4 separate regions of the Homo sapiens genome follow, and regions 1, 2 and 4 are each linked to region 3. A link is a contact called in ENCODE Hi-C or POLR2A ChIA-PET data. All regions are on one chromosome and are shown on one strand. The core of a region is the stretch at or near the end of the contact, and the rest is flanking DNA. Distances in the headings are between cores, read along the strand shown. Region 1 overlaps SPPL3 (signal peptide peptidase like 3). Region 2 has its middle 21 kb from the start of XLOC_009911. Region 3 overlaps LOC105378258 (a long non-coding RNA gene). Region 4 overlaps CAMKK2 (calcium/calmodulin dependent protein kinase kinase 2).

The links. Hi-C counts contacts between places; a loop is a spot of excess contacts on that map. ChIA-PET counts read pairs that join two places held with the same protein, here RNA polymerase II (POLR2A). Pooled maps may share reads with other maps.
Region 1: a pooled map shows a loop between it and region 3 (2.6-fold over the local background). The contact joins two enhancer-like sites. A Hi-C loop is called at or near these places in 1 of 50 pooled maps. POLR2A ChIA-PET finds 5 or more read pairs at or near these places in 3 of 52 experiments (A549, OCI-LY7 and activated CD4-positive, alpha-beta T cell).
Region 2: POLR2A ChIA-PET joins it to region 3 with 24 read pairs in activated T-cell. The contact joins two enhancer-like sites. POLR2A ChIA-PET finds 5 or more read pairs at or near these places in 3 of 52 experiments (B cell, Panc1 and activated T-cell).
Region 4: a pooled map shows a loop between it and region 3 (4-fold over the local background). The contact joins two enhancer-like sites. A Hi-C loop is called at or near these places in 19 of 168 maps with a recorded cell type or tissue (CD4-positive, alpha-beta T cell, CD4-positive, alpha-beta memory T cell, Caco-2 and 16 more), 14 of 37 single-sample maps with no recorded cell type and 24 of 50 pooled maps. POLR2A ChIA-PET finds 5 or more read pairs at or near these places in 5 of 52 experiments (HEK293, Panc1, WTC11 and 2 more).

Annotation. Positions count from the first base shown.
Region 1 is chr12:120,884,977-120,887,676 of GRCh38, reverse strand. All of the region lies in intron 1 of SPPL3 (signal peptide peptidase like 3), which reads left to right. Among named protein-coding and RNA genes, the nearest start is that of SPPL3, 18 kb to the left of the region's middle. Within about 2 kb of position 1,381, at least 5 of the 41 ENCODE cell types and tissues checked have a DNase peak (open chromatin) inside an H3K27ac peak, as active enhancers do.
Region 2 is chr12:120,924,583-120,927,282 of GRCh38, reverse strand. No RefSeq gene overlaps it. Among named protein-coding and RNA genes, the nearest start is that of XLOC_009911, 21 kb to the right of the region's middle. RefSeq lists enhancers at 502-1,051, 1,017-2,216. Within about 2 kb of position 1,347, at least 6 of the 41 ENCODE cell types and tissues checked have a DNase peak (open chromatin) inside an H3K27ac peak, as active enhancers do.
Region 3 is chr12:121,059,357-121,062,056 of GRCh38, reverse strand. It overlaps LOC105378258 (a long non-coding RNA gene), which reads left to right. Exons shown (of 4, transcript XR_007063492.1): 4 at 2,301-2,700. It also overlaps the pseudogene OASL2P. Among named protein-coding and RNA genes, the nearest start is that of OASL, 21 kb to the right of the region's middle. RefSeq lists enhancers at 1,476-1,655, 1,676-1,845, 1,966-2,055. Within about 2 kb of position 1,321, at least 20 of the 41 ENCODE cell types and tissues checked have a DNase peak (open chromatin) inside an H3K27ac peak, as active enhancers do; they include CD4-positive, alpha-beta T cell, heart left ventricle and spleen, where a contact is called at or near this core.
Region 4 is chr12:121,239,229-121,241,928 of GRCh38, reverse strand. CAMKK2 (calcium/calmodulin dependent protein kinase kinase 2) reads left to right here. Exons shown (of 17, transcript NM_001270485.2): 17 at 1,060-2,700. The coding sequence ends at 1,230. Among named protein-coding and RNA genes, the nearest start is that of P2RX4, 30 kb to the right of the region's middle. RefSeq lists a silencer at 1,084-1,163. Within about 2 kb of position 1,273, at least 24 of the 41 ENCODE cell types and tissues checked have a DNase peak (open chromatin) inside an H3K27ac peak, as active enhancers do; they include CD4-positive, alpha-beta T cell, heart left ventricle and spleen, where a contact is called at or near this core.

The sequences.
Region 1 (2,700 bases), core at 132-2,631, 170 kb after region 3:
AAAATCTTGTGTCAAGAACAAAAATTTAGTACACCTTTGGTTCACAGATTTTTCTTCAGGCTACTTCTTATTTCTTTTGCGTGCTGGAATAATTTAGAAAGAAATTAGCCTCAGATAATTGTTAAACTAGTTTCTTCCCTTTGGTTAAGTGATTAACCGAATTACTCTGGCAACCTGCTGCATCATCAGTAAGCTTGGGACTAGGAGTGGTTTCATGACTGAAGGTTTGGTGGGTGGAAGTGGCGGTGAGGGGTGCCTTGATGTGTCAGTTCTTTGCCAGGAGGATAATCACTGGAGGAGTTAGTTGTAAAATACTACCTTTTCTAGAGCTGCACTGCCCAATAGAAGTATAATATATGGTATATATGTAATGTAAAGTTTTCTGGTAGCCACATTAAAAAGTTTTTTTAAAAAGGTGATACTAATTTACATAAAAATACTTATTTCACGCCTGTAATCCCAGCACTTTGAGAGGCCGAGATGGGTGGATCATGAGGTCAGGAGTTCGAGACCAGCCTGGCCAGTATGGTGAAACCCCATCTCTACTAAAAATACAAAAATTAGCCGGGCGTGATGGTGGGAGGCTGAGGCACAAGAATTGCTTGAACCTGGGAGGCAGAGGTTGCAGTGAGCCGAGATCGTGCCACTGCATTCCAGCCTGGGTGACAGGGTAATTCTGTCTCAAAAAAAAAAAAATTATTATATCACTGATGGTATGTAATCAATATACAAATTAATGAGACATTTTAACTTTTTTTAGTACAAGATCTTCTCAATTCAGACTAGCCACATTTCAAGTGCTCAGTAGCTACATGTGGCTAGCAGCTCCCATATTGAACAGTGCGGTTCCAGAGGTGGTAAATACTTATGATCTAGATTTTTGCTCACATGTATGATCTGTGTGTCTTTAGGAAAAACAGATGAGTGTGTGATCAGTCTGTATTTCTAGTTCTTTAGTTTTATATTGTTACTGCCGGGTTTTCTTTCAGTGGGGAAGAGGGTGTTTAGAGGGTTTCAGAGAGGAAGCTCCTCATAGCTCAGATTTTTGGTTGCGAGCAGTTAAATTCACAGGAGGAAGAAAATTGCCTCCCTCCTCATTAGAGATGTACCAGATTCTATAGTTCTCAGCAAGTAAATCTGTTGGAACTGTTATCGTTTGGTCCTTGTTCTGATGGTTATAGGTGTTCAAGGTCTGCTTTGGCCTGTTGTGTATCAGTTATATACCACTTGTACTGCCTAACCACACAGCTCACTTGGTTAGACAGAGTAAGGTTGTGAATTTGATCTCTGTGTTTAATGAATGACTTTATGCCTTTTGGGGCTCTGCTATAGTAACTAAAATAGAATAAACCACATCCTTTTTCATCAGAAGTTTATAGTGTTAGAGACTGGGTGTCAAATGCCAGCAGATGTAATTAAGACAATTTAGAGACAAGGAGATTTCAGAGTGGGCTGTTGTATAGATTGTGTCTCCTAGTCAGTCAGTTGATTACTAGAAGGACTGAATTTGGAAAAAAAAATTTTTTTTTTTTTTGGCCGGGCGTGGTGGCTCACGCCTGTAATCCCAGCACTTGGGGAGGCTGAGACAGGCAGATCACCTGAGGTCATGAGTTCGAGACCAGCCTGACCAACATGGACAGGTTAAAAATACAAAATTAGCTGGGCATGGTGGCACATGCCTGTAATCCCAGCTACTCAGGAGTGTGAGGCAGGAGAATTGCTTGAACCCAGGAGGTGGAGGTTGCGGTGAGCTGAAATCGCGCCATTGCACTCCAGCCTGGGCAACAAGAGCAAAACTCTGTCTCAAAAAAAAAAAAAAAAAAAAAAGTTTTAATGTTTGAATGACTTTACTCACAGCTTACATTTTCTAATTTGGCTGAGTCCCCATCACTTTCTGTTTACTGTACACTGAATCTCTACCTCACTCATTTATGCTGTTTACCTAGCTCCTGGAGGCAATTGAGTTGTGATCCCTTAGTAACCATAGTTGTAGGTCATTGCCTCAAGGATGGTTGAAGATAGGGATAGCTGATCAGTGCTCCAGTGACAGAGGATTAAAAAAACAACTTTTTATGGGCACTTGCATGTTTAGATACAAATACTTTAACAGGATTTGACCATTGCATTATTACTGACTATTAGATGCCTTAAGGACATGTAGTTATTCTAAGTGGTACTCACATGCTTTTGAGTTGGAGTCCATAAATGGTATTCTGACCAAGAGAACAACGATCATGACTTAATTTACATGCTATACCCTGGCATTTGTGATAATATGGACCCAGGGCCCATTTGTGAGTTCACTGATTTGTTTGAATTTGAAGGCCATGTGAAATACTTATGTGTTGTAGGTCCCGTGCACAATTATGGAATTAAAGAACACCGTAAGTGGTACTATCTTTTTAATCAGTTTATTTGGTGGTTCTGTTGAGTTTTTGTATACATTATTATTTTGATAATTTCCAAATATTTTATACTTTGACACTTGTTCATTAGCTTCATTTTTGAAATGTGTCTGAAAGCCTTAGCCTTACTAAGAAAGAAATGTCTTTTAGTTGAGTTTGAAATGCTTTGATTTGTTGGTATTACAAAGTATTAATATAAGGGTTTTTTTGTTTGTTCCCAACTGAGTGCAGTCTGCAGTGATTAAGCTCCAAATTAGTTGGACCAGTAGGGGCGGAATTGGAAGCCTTACTTACA
Region 2 (2,700 bases), core at 98-2,597, 130 kb after region 3:
AATATACATATATTATATATAATATATTAATATACATATATTATGTATAATATATTAATATACATATATTATGTATAATATATTAATATACATATATTATATATAATATATTAATAATATACATATATTATATATTATATATTATACATATATTATGTAATACATATTATATTATATTATACATATATTATGTAATATATGTTATACATTAATTATATAATATATAATATATATTATACATATATTATATAATATATATTATATATTATACATATATTATATAATATATATTATATATTATACATATTATATAATATATATTATATATTATACATATTATATAATATATATTATATATTATACATATATTATATAATATATATTATATATTATACATATATTATACATAAATTATATAATATATATTATATATAATATATATATATATTTTTTTGAAACAGAGTCTCACTGTCGCCCAGGCTGGAGTGCAATGCCATGATCTCGGCTCACTGCAACCTCTGCCTCCCAGGTTCAAGTGATTCTCCTGCCTCAACCTCCTTAGTAGCTGGAATTACAGGCGTGTGCCACCACACCTGGCTAATTTTTGTATTTTTAGTAGAGATGGGGTTTCACCATGTTGGCCAGGCTGGTCTTGAATTCCTGGCCTCAAGTGATCTGCCTGCCTTGGCCTCCCGAAGTGCTGGGATTGCAGGCATGAGCCAGTAAACTGGGTCCCTTTATATTCACAGCTCATCCATACCAGTTCTGCACCTGCTCTGTGCCAAGCTCTGTGCCAAGCTCCATGCCAGGTGGGCAGCGAGGAGCAACAGGGTAGAGCTTCCAGGGTAGCAAGGGAGATAACAGTCAAGTAACCAGATGAGTCAAGGTAAACTGAGCAGTGATACGGGAATGGCCGAGGTGCTGGAGCTGAGAGGCCAGGGAAGACTCGGTTATTTGAGTCACCATGGAATGAGCTCGGAGCAGAAGGGTCACATCTGTTTCCTTTTCTTGGGTAGCATTCCCAGGCCTCGCCTTGTTGGGGGTCCTTGTCTCACCTGAGAAGTCAGGTTCTCCCAACAGCTGACTCAGGATAGCAGATCAGCTCTGTTTTTCCCCCGTCAAGCCAACGCCAGGGGTTTCTCAGTTGGGGAATGAGGCTGACTACGACAGGATCCTCTGAACCACTGGCAGCGGCCAGAGGGGTTTGAGACATGCTTCTACCTGCCCAGGTAGGCCCAGGCTGTAGGGCAGGGGCGTCACCTATGACTCATCTCAGGCAACGCTGGGAAGACTATTGTCATTCTACCCTAGTGCTAGGCCTCTGGGACAGGATCTGAGCAGAGACGCTCATGAAAATCGGGACTTGTGATCACTGGCACAACCTCCACCCCCATCCCCCAGCAGGGGCCTTGGTGAAATTTGAGATTCATTTCCAACTCCTCCTGTGGGAAGGAGGTGTGGACCTTGATGTCAGCATTTCTTAGGGAATGGCTGGACCTCAGAGGCAGCATCTGAGACACTGGCTTAAGGGGACAGCCACGGGGCAGTGATTCCTCCCAAATACTCACCAGCCATTTGTTTGTTTGTTTGGAGACCGAGTCTCACTTTGTCGCCCAGGCTGGAGTACAGTGGTGTAATCATAGCTCACTGAAGTCTTCACCTCCTGGGCTCAAGTGATCCTTCTACCTCAGCCTTCCCATAGATGGGACTGCAGCGTGTGCCACTATGCCTGGCTAATTAAAAAAAAAAAATACTTATCATGGCACCGGCTAATATTTTTATTTTTTGTAGAGACAGCGTCTGGCTCTGTTGCCCAGGCTGGAATGCAGTGGCATGATTATAGCTCACTCCAGCCTTGAATTCCTAGGTTCAAGTGATCGTCCTGTCTCAGTCTTCAAAGTAGCTGGGACTACATGAGACTACAGGTGTGCGCCACCATATCTGGTTTTGTTTTGTTTTGTTCTGTTTTTTGGTAGAGACAGGGTCTTGTTATGGTGCCCAGACTCGTCTCAACCTCCTGGCCTCAAGCGATCCTCCTGCCTTGGCCTCCCAAAATGCTAGGATTACAAGCATGAGCCACCGTGCCTGGCTACCCTTTGCTCCTTCTTCCTTAGAATCACCTCCTTCAATGCCCACTCAGTTCCTCTCTTTGTGCCCCCATCTCAGTCACTCAAACCCAGACCCTTCCACTTCCTGGGGTACCACATGGCCCTGGATTCAAAGCCTAACCCCACCATCCACCTATGACCTGTCTGCCCTTCCACCATCTCTTTACCTTCTCTATGTGTCCGTTTCAAGTTTTTGTTTTGTTTTGTTTTTGTTTTTTGAGACAGAGTCTCACTCTGTCGCCCAGGCTGGAGTGCAGTGGCGCAATCTCGGCTCACTGCAACCTCTGCCTCCCAGGTGCAAGCAATTCTCCTGCCTCAACCTCCCAAGTAGCTGGGATTACAGGCACACACCACCACACCTGGCTAATTTGTTTTGTATTTTTTTAAATAGAGACGGGATTTCACCATGTTGCCCAGGCTGGTCTTGAACTCCTGAGTTTAAGTGATCTGCCCGCTCCAGCCTCCCAAAGTGCTGGGATTACCACGCATGAGCCACTGCACCCGGTCTAGTTTTATGTTATATAAAACAGGAACAAAGAGTCCAGCTTATCTGGGTGTGGTGGCTCACACATATAATCCTAGCACTTTGGGA
Region 3 (2,700 bases), core at 72-2,571:
GTGATTGTTTTAGGTGGGTGTGGAGCATCATCTTGTGGAAGAGAGGAAAATTGACAAAAATGTCGCAGTTTCCTATTAAGAATATATATTGGAATTCACAGTTTTTAAAATATGAGTACATATACCAAAAATGCCCTAATGCAAGGTGATCCCCAAATCCAATCAATTTTTCCAATGGACTAATAACAAATATTTGCCAGGGAGAAAATAAAAATGTGTTTGAGAATCACATGGATCAATGGGGAAAAACATAAAAATAAATGAAAAATAAAAATATGTTGGCATAGCCCTAATTACATAAGCTTAAGGGAAATCAAATATGCACTTCCAATATTTCGTTAATTTATTTAGATACAGCTATACATTTGTATATGTTATGGGGTAATATACAAATATTACTCTTTTCCACTTTCAGTTTTCAAAAAGATTTTGTAACTCAAGCTCTTCACAGGCATCTCCCACTTAGTGGTTTTCCCTCTCCAAGGCAATTTTTGAATCTTCTAAGCCTGTGTTTCAGGGCTCAGTATTTTTTACTCTGTTAAGCAGAGTGAGAGACAGGCTGTCATGAATCTGGACATTTTTATTTTTAATTTTTTTTAGACAGGGTCTCATTCTGTTGCCCAGGCTGGAGTGCAGTGGTTTGATCACAGCTCACTGCAGCCTCGACTTCCCAGGCTCAGGTGATCCTCCCACTTCAGCCTCCCTAGTAGCTACGGGCACATGCCACATGCCCGGCTAATTTTTTTGTATATTTTGTAGAGATGGAGTTTTACTATGCTGCCCAGGCTGGAAATCTGGACATTCTTAACAAACCTCAGTGACATATTTATGCGTTGTTAGGGCATTTTTAAAATGCATCCTATAGGTGCATACTTATGGCCTCCACAGTATCAATGTGGGATTTACTTTCTTTCCTTTTTTTTTTTTTTTTTTTTTTTTTTTTTTTTTTTTGAGACAGTCTGGCTGGAGTGCAGTGATGCCATCTCGGCTCACTGCAACCTCCGCCTCTGGGGTCAAGTGATTTTCCTGCCTCAGCCTCCCAAGTAGCTGGGATTACAGGCGCCTGCCACCACGCCTGGCTAATTTTTTTGTATTTTTAGTAGAGACGAGGTTTCATCATGTTAGCCAGGCTGGTCTCAAACTCCTGGCCTCAAGCGATCCTCCCGCCTCGGCCTCCCAAAGTGCTGGATTACAGGCGAGAGCCACCGCGCCTGGTCGCTAGTTGAGATCTTTAAAAGCCAATGTGTCTACCACAAACTGTCAGTTTGCTCTTCAAAATGAAGTTCTTGAGAGAACAGCGCCCCCTAAAGACAATTTTTTAAAAGATTACCTCCTTCCTGTGGATTATTGGTGAGGGGATAGGGGAGACCTAAATATACGCAACAAAACAAGTAGTAAAGGGGTGAGTATGTCTTTGCTTTTAGAAAATAAAGAGTCAATCCCAGGCCCCAGGACTCCCGGGGCTCAGCCCAAGCCCCCATCCCCTCACCCCAAGGAGCCAGCACCTTCTGATTCCGGGGCAGACACTACTGAGTTCCCGTAGGGAGACAAGGTCTGCTCCTGCAGCAGGAAATAGGGGATGGAGAGGTGGGGGCAGCCCAGCTCCAGGACACCCTGGGAAACTCCCAGCCTGAGAACCTTCCTCTCAAGGAAGCCCAAGGGGCACTTGGCTCCATCTCCAGCCTTTTTTCCTGGCAACCTCAAATGGAAAGAGAAAATTCCTCTTTCAAAGCTCAGCAAATTTTCTGTTTCCAATTAAAACAAAACAAAACAAAACAAAAAAACCCAAACAAACAAAACAAAGTTCAGTTTCAGTTTCCATTCTCAGCCGGCAGGAGAGATGGCTGCTGAACTAAGGCAGCCCAGCAGAGGGAGGCTCAGCTGATGCCTGGAGGGCCCCCTAGCCCTCTCTGCACCCTAAAAAGAGGAAAGTAAGCTTAGTGATTCTTCCGTCGGTGGCTCACGCCTGTAATCCCAGCACTTTGGGAGCCCAAGGCGGGCAGATCACCTGAGGTCAGGAGTTTGAGACCAGCCTGGCCAACATGGTGAAACCCCGTTTCTACTAAAAATACCAAAAATACCAAAAATTAGCCGGGCGTGGTGTCAGGTGCCTGTAATCCCAGCTACACAGGAGGCTGAGGTGGGAGAATCCCTTGAACCCGGGAGGCAGAGGTTGCGGTGAGCTGAGATCACGCCATGGGTGACAGAGCAAGACTCTGTATCAAAAAAAAAAAAAAAAAGAAAGAAAAAGGGCAGCTAACTCTCTCTCTAACCCACACCATCTCCCTGCCCTTCTGCAGTTCTGTGGCCTACTGGACAAAGGCTGGGAGTTGCCCCTTACAGGGCTGGGCAGAAGCAGAGACGATTCATTCCTGGTCCCACAGAGATGGCAGGCTTCCAGGACCTGTATGACACCCCTGGGGACAGGCTGGATGTCTTCATAAAACATCCTTCCAGTCTGCCTTCGTAAAACAGCCTCCAGCCCCAGGGAGACTGGAAGGATGAAGTGAAGGATGCCGGGCATTGAACTGAGCAGTTCTTGAGGGATCAGTTCTTCTATAATGAGCTGATTCTGGACCAGGAAGTCAGGGTGCTGAAGATGGCAAAGGTGAGCACTCAGGAACCCCCGGGGTTCAAATCCCAGCTCTGCCCTGTGGGACTGTGGGGCTGTGGGATAGGTAAGGGATGAGTTATTTTGTC
Region 4 (2,700 bases), core at 24-2,523, 180 kb before region 3:
GCCTTGGTCATGGGAGCTCACAGAGCTGATTCAGGCACTGGGGGTCTTGGACTGGGGGCCTGCCTGCCGTCTGCAGTAAGACCCAACCCCTACCAACAGGCAACTGCGAGGGCAGAGACTGAGGGCCTGACCTAACGTCTAGTTACAGCGCCCCCCTCCCCAGGGACCTTACCCACATTCTCCATCAGAAACATAGCAAGCCAGACATCACGCTTCCTTTCCCTTGTGTAAGGACAGTCTCCCTCCTGGACAGGAGACACGGATTGTTGTGGGGGAAGGACAGACAGTAACCCATGTGGCATGCCCAGTGACCTCCCTAAGAACAGGGGAGCTGTGTGATGGTGGTGAGGGGATAGGCTCGGGGATTCCCCTCGCACCTGTCACGCCATCCACGCTGTCACACCGGCGGCTCCAGCCTGGGCTCTTCAGGGAAACAAGGGCTCTCCTCCTCCCACTTCCAAGAGGGAAGGGGCCTCCTCTTCTGTCTGAGGTGCTCCTCCCTCAGGGCTGGCTGCAGGAGGGCTGAGGCGGGAGGATCCCTGGAGCAGTTGTCATCTGCCCTTTCTTGAGGGCCAGCTGTGTGCCAGGCCAGGCAGGGGAGGCTCTGATCACCCCCACACACAAGGAACTCAACATCTGGTGACTGAGGACAAGCGTCACAGTCCCTTCCCTGTAAGGGCTCATAGCCTAAGTGGGGGATCGAAGTACCTAAAAACCTGGTATGACAGGCGCCGTGGGGTGGGGGGTGCCTTCTACTTGGGATTTGTGCAGTGAATTTTGGTGTTACATAGTTTTGGAACTGTTGTACGGGTCCTTGCTATTTTTGGCAAATGATGCTGGTCTTTCATTTACAGAGGGGCTGCGTGCAAAGTCTCCTTTGAAAAATTTATGTGAGCAAGGAAAAGGGGAGAGGATCTCAAAGACTGGGTTACGTAGATCACGTTCCAGGGGGTGCGCGACGGCCCACTTGGGCAGGGGGCCCAGATGTGGGAGCAGCTGGCTCAGGGCCTCGCTGGCATTTCTCAGAGTCTTAATGTTGGTTTTCTGTTCGGTGAGCAGGAAGCAAGGCAGCGAAGACAACCTCCAGGGCACCGACCCGCCCCCCGTGGGGGAGGAGGAAGTGCTCTTGTGAGAGGCAGTCCCTGCGTGGAAAGTTGCTGGGCCCCCGCCCCCGGCTCCCCCGCACGCATGCATCCACTGCGGCCGGAGGAGGCCATGGAGCCCGAGTAGCTGCCTGGATCGCTCGACCTCGCATGCGCGCCGCGTCGCCTCTGGGGGGCTGCTGCACCGCGTTTCCATAGCAGCATGTCCTACGGAAACCCAGCACGTGTGTAGAGCCTCGATCGTCATCTCTGGTTATTTGTTTTTTCCTTTGTTGTTTTAAAGGGGACAAAAAAAAAAAAAGGACTTGACTCCATGACGTCGACCGTGGCCGCTGGCTGGCTGGACAGGCGGGTGTGAGGAGTTGCAGACCCAAACCCACGTGCATTTTGGGACAATTGCTTTTTAAAACGTTTTTATGCCAAAAATCCTTCATTGTGATTTTCAGAACCACGTCAGATATACCAAGTGACTGTGTGTGGGGTTTGACAACTGTGGAAAGGCGAGCAGAAAACTCCGGCGGTCTGAGGCCATGGAGGTGGTTGCTGCATTTGAGAGGGAGTAGGGGGCTAGATGTGGCTCCTAGTGCAAACCGGAAACCATGGCACCTTCCAGAGCCGTGGTCTCAAGGAGTCAGAGCAGGGCTGGCCCTCAGTAGCTGCAGGGAGCTTTGATGCAACTTATTTGTAAGAAGGATTTTTAAATTTTTTATGGGTAGAATTGTAGTCAGGAAAACAGAAAGGGCTTGAAATTTAATAAGTGCTGCTGGAAGGGGATTTTCCAAGCCTGGAAGGGTATTCAGCAGCTGTGGTGGGGAAACATTTCTCCTGAAAGACTGAACGTGTTTCTTCATGACAGCTGCTCAAAGCAGGTTTCTGAGATAGCTGACCGAGCTCTGGTAAATCTCTTTGTCAAATTACGAAAACTTCAGGGTGAAATCCTATGCTTCCATGTACATTACATGGCTTAAGATTAAACAAAAACATTTTTCAAGTCTCTAACTAGAGTGAACTCTAGAGCACAGTAGTTCAGAAACTATTTAGAGCTTCCAGGATATATTTCACAGCTTCAGGCATGTGATCAGTTAGAGCCGATGAAACCTATGCCCGCCTGTATATATATTAGCAGCTTAGCTAGTTCATAACCTGTATATTCTAAAGACTGCTAAGGTTTTGTTTTCATTTTAAATCCTAGCTGATTGTTGTGGTCAATGAAATACCCAGTTTCTGGAGGGCCAGGTGGGAAATGCTTTCACTGGACCAACACACAAATGATCATCCTGAGGATCTGAGCTTCCCTAGACTCCACACAATAACCTTGGGGCACCCTTTTAGAGAAGACTGTTGAAACCCACAGCACTCGTTGGGGTATGAGGAAACCAGGGCTTGGCACAGGAAGTTCCCCTTTGTAGCTAAAAGTCCAGAAAGAAAGGGTTCATCTTTTTGACTTCCAACTGATATTGGGAAGTTTGGTTGAGGTTCAAGTGTGACTCCTTCCAGAGCCACAGGTAGGGGAGTGTGAAGTTGAGGGGGAGGAAAGCTGGAAGGACTCTGCCTTGGGAGATTCCCAGCTCTGCTTTCCAGCGCTTGGTGGAATCTG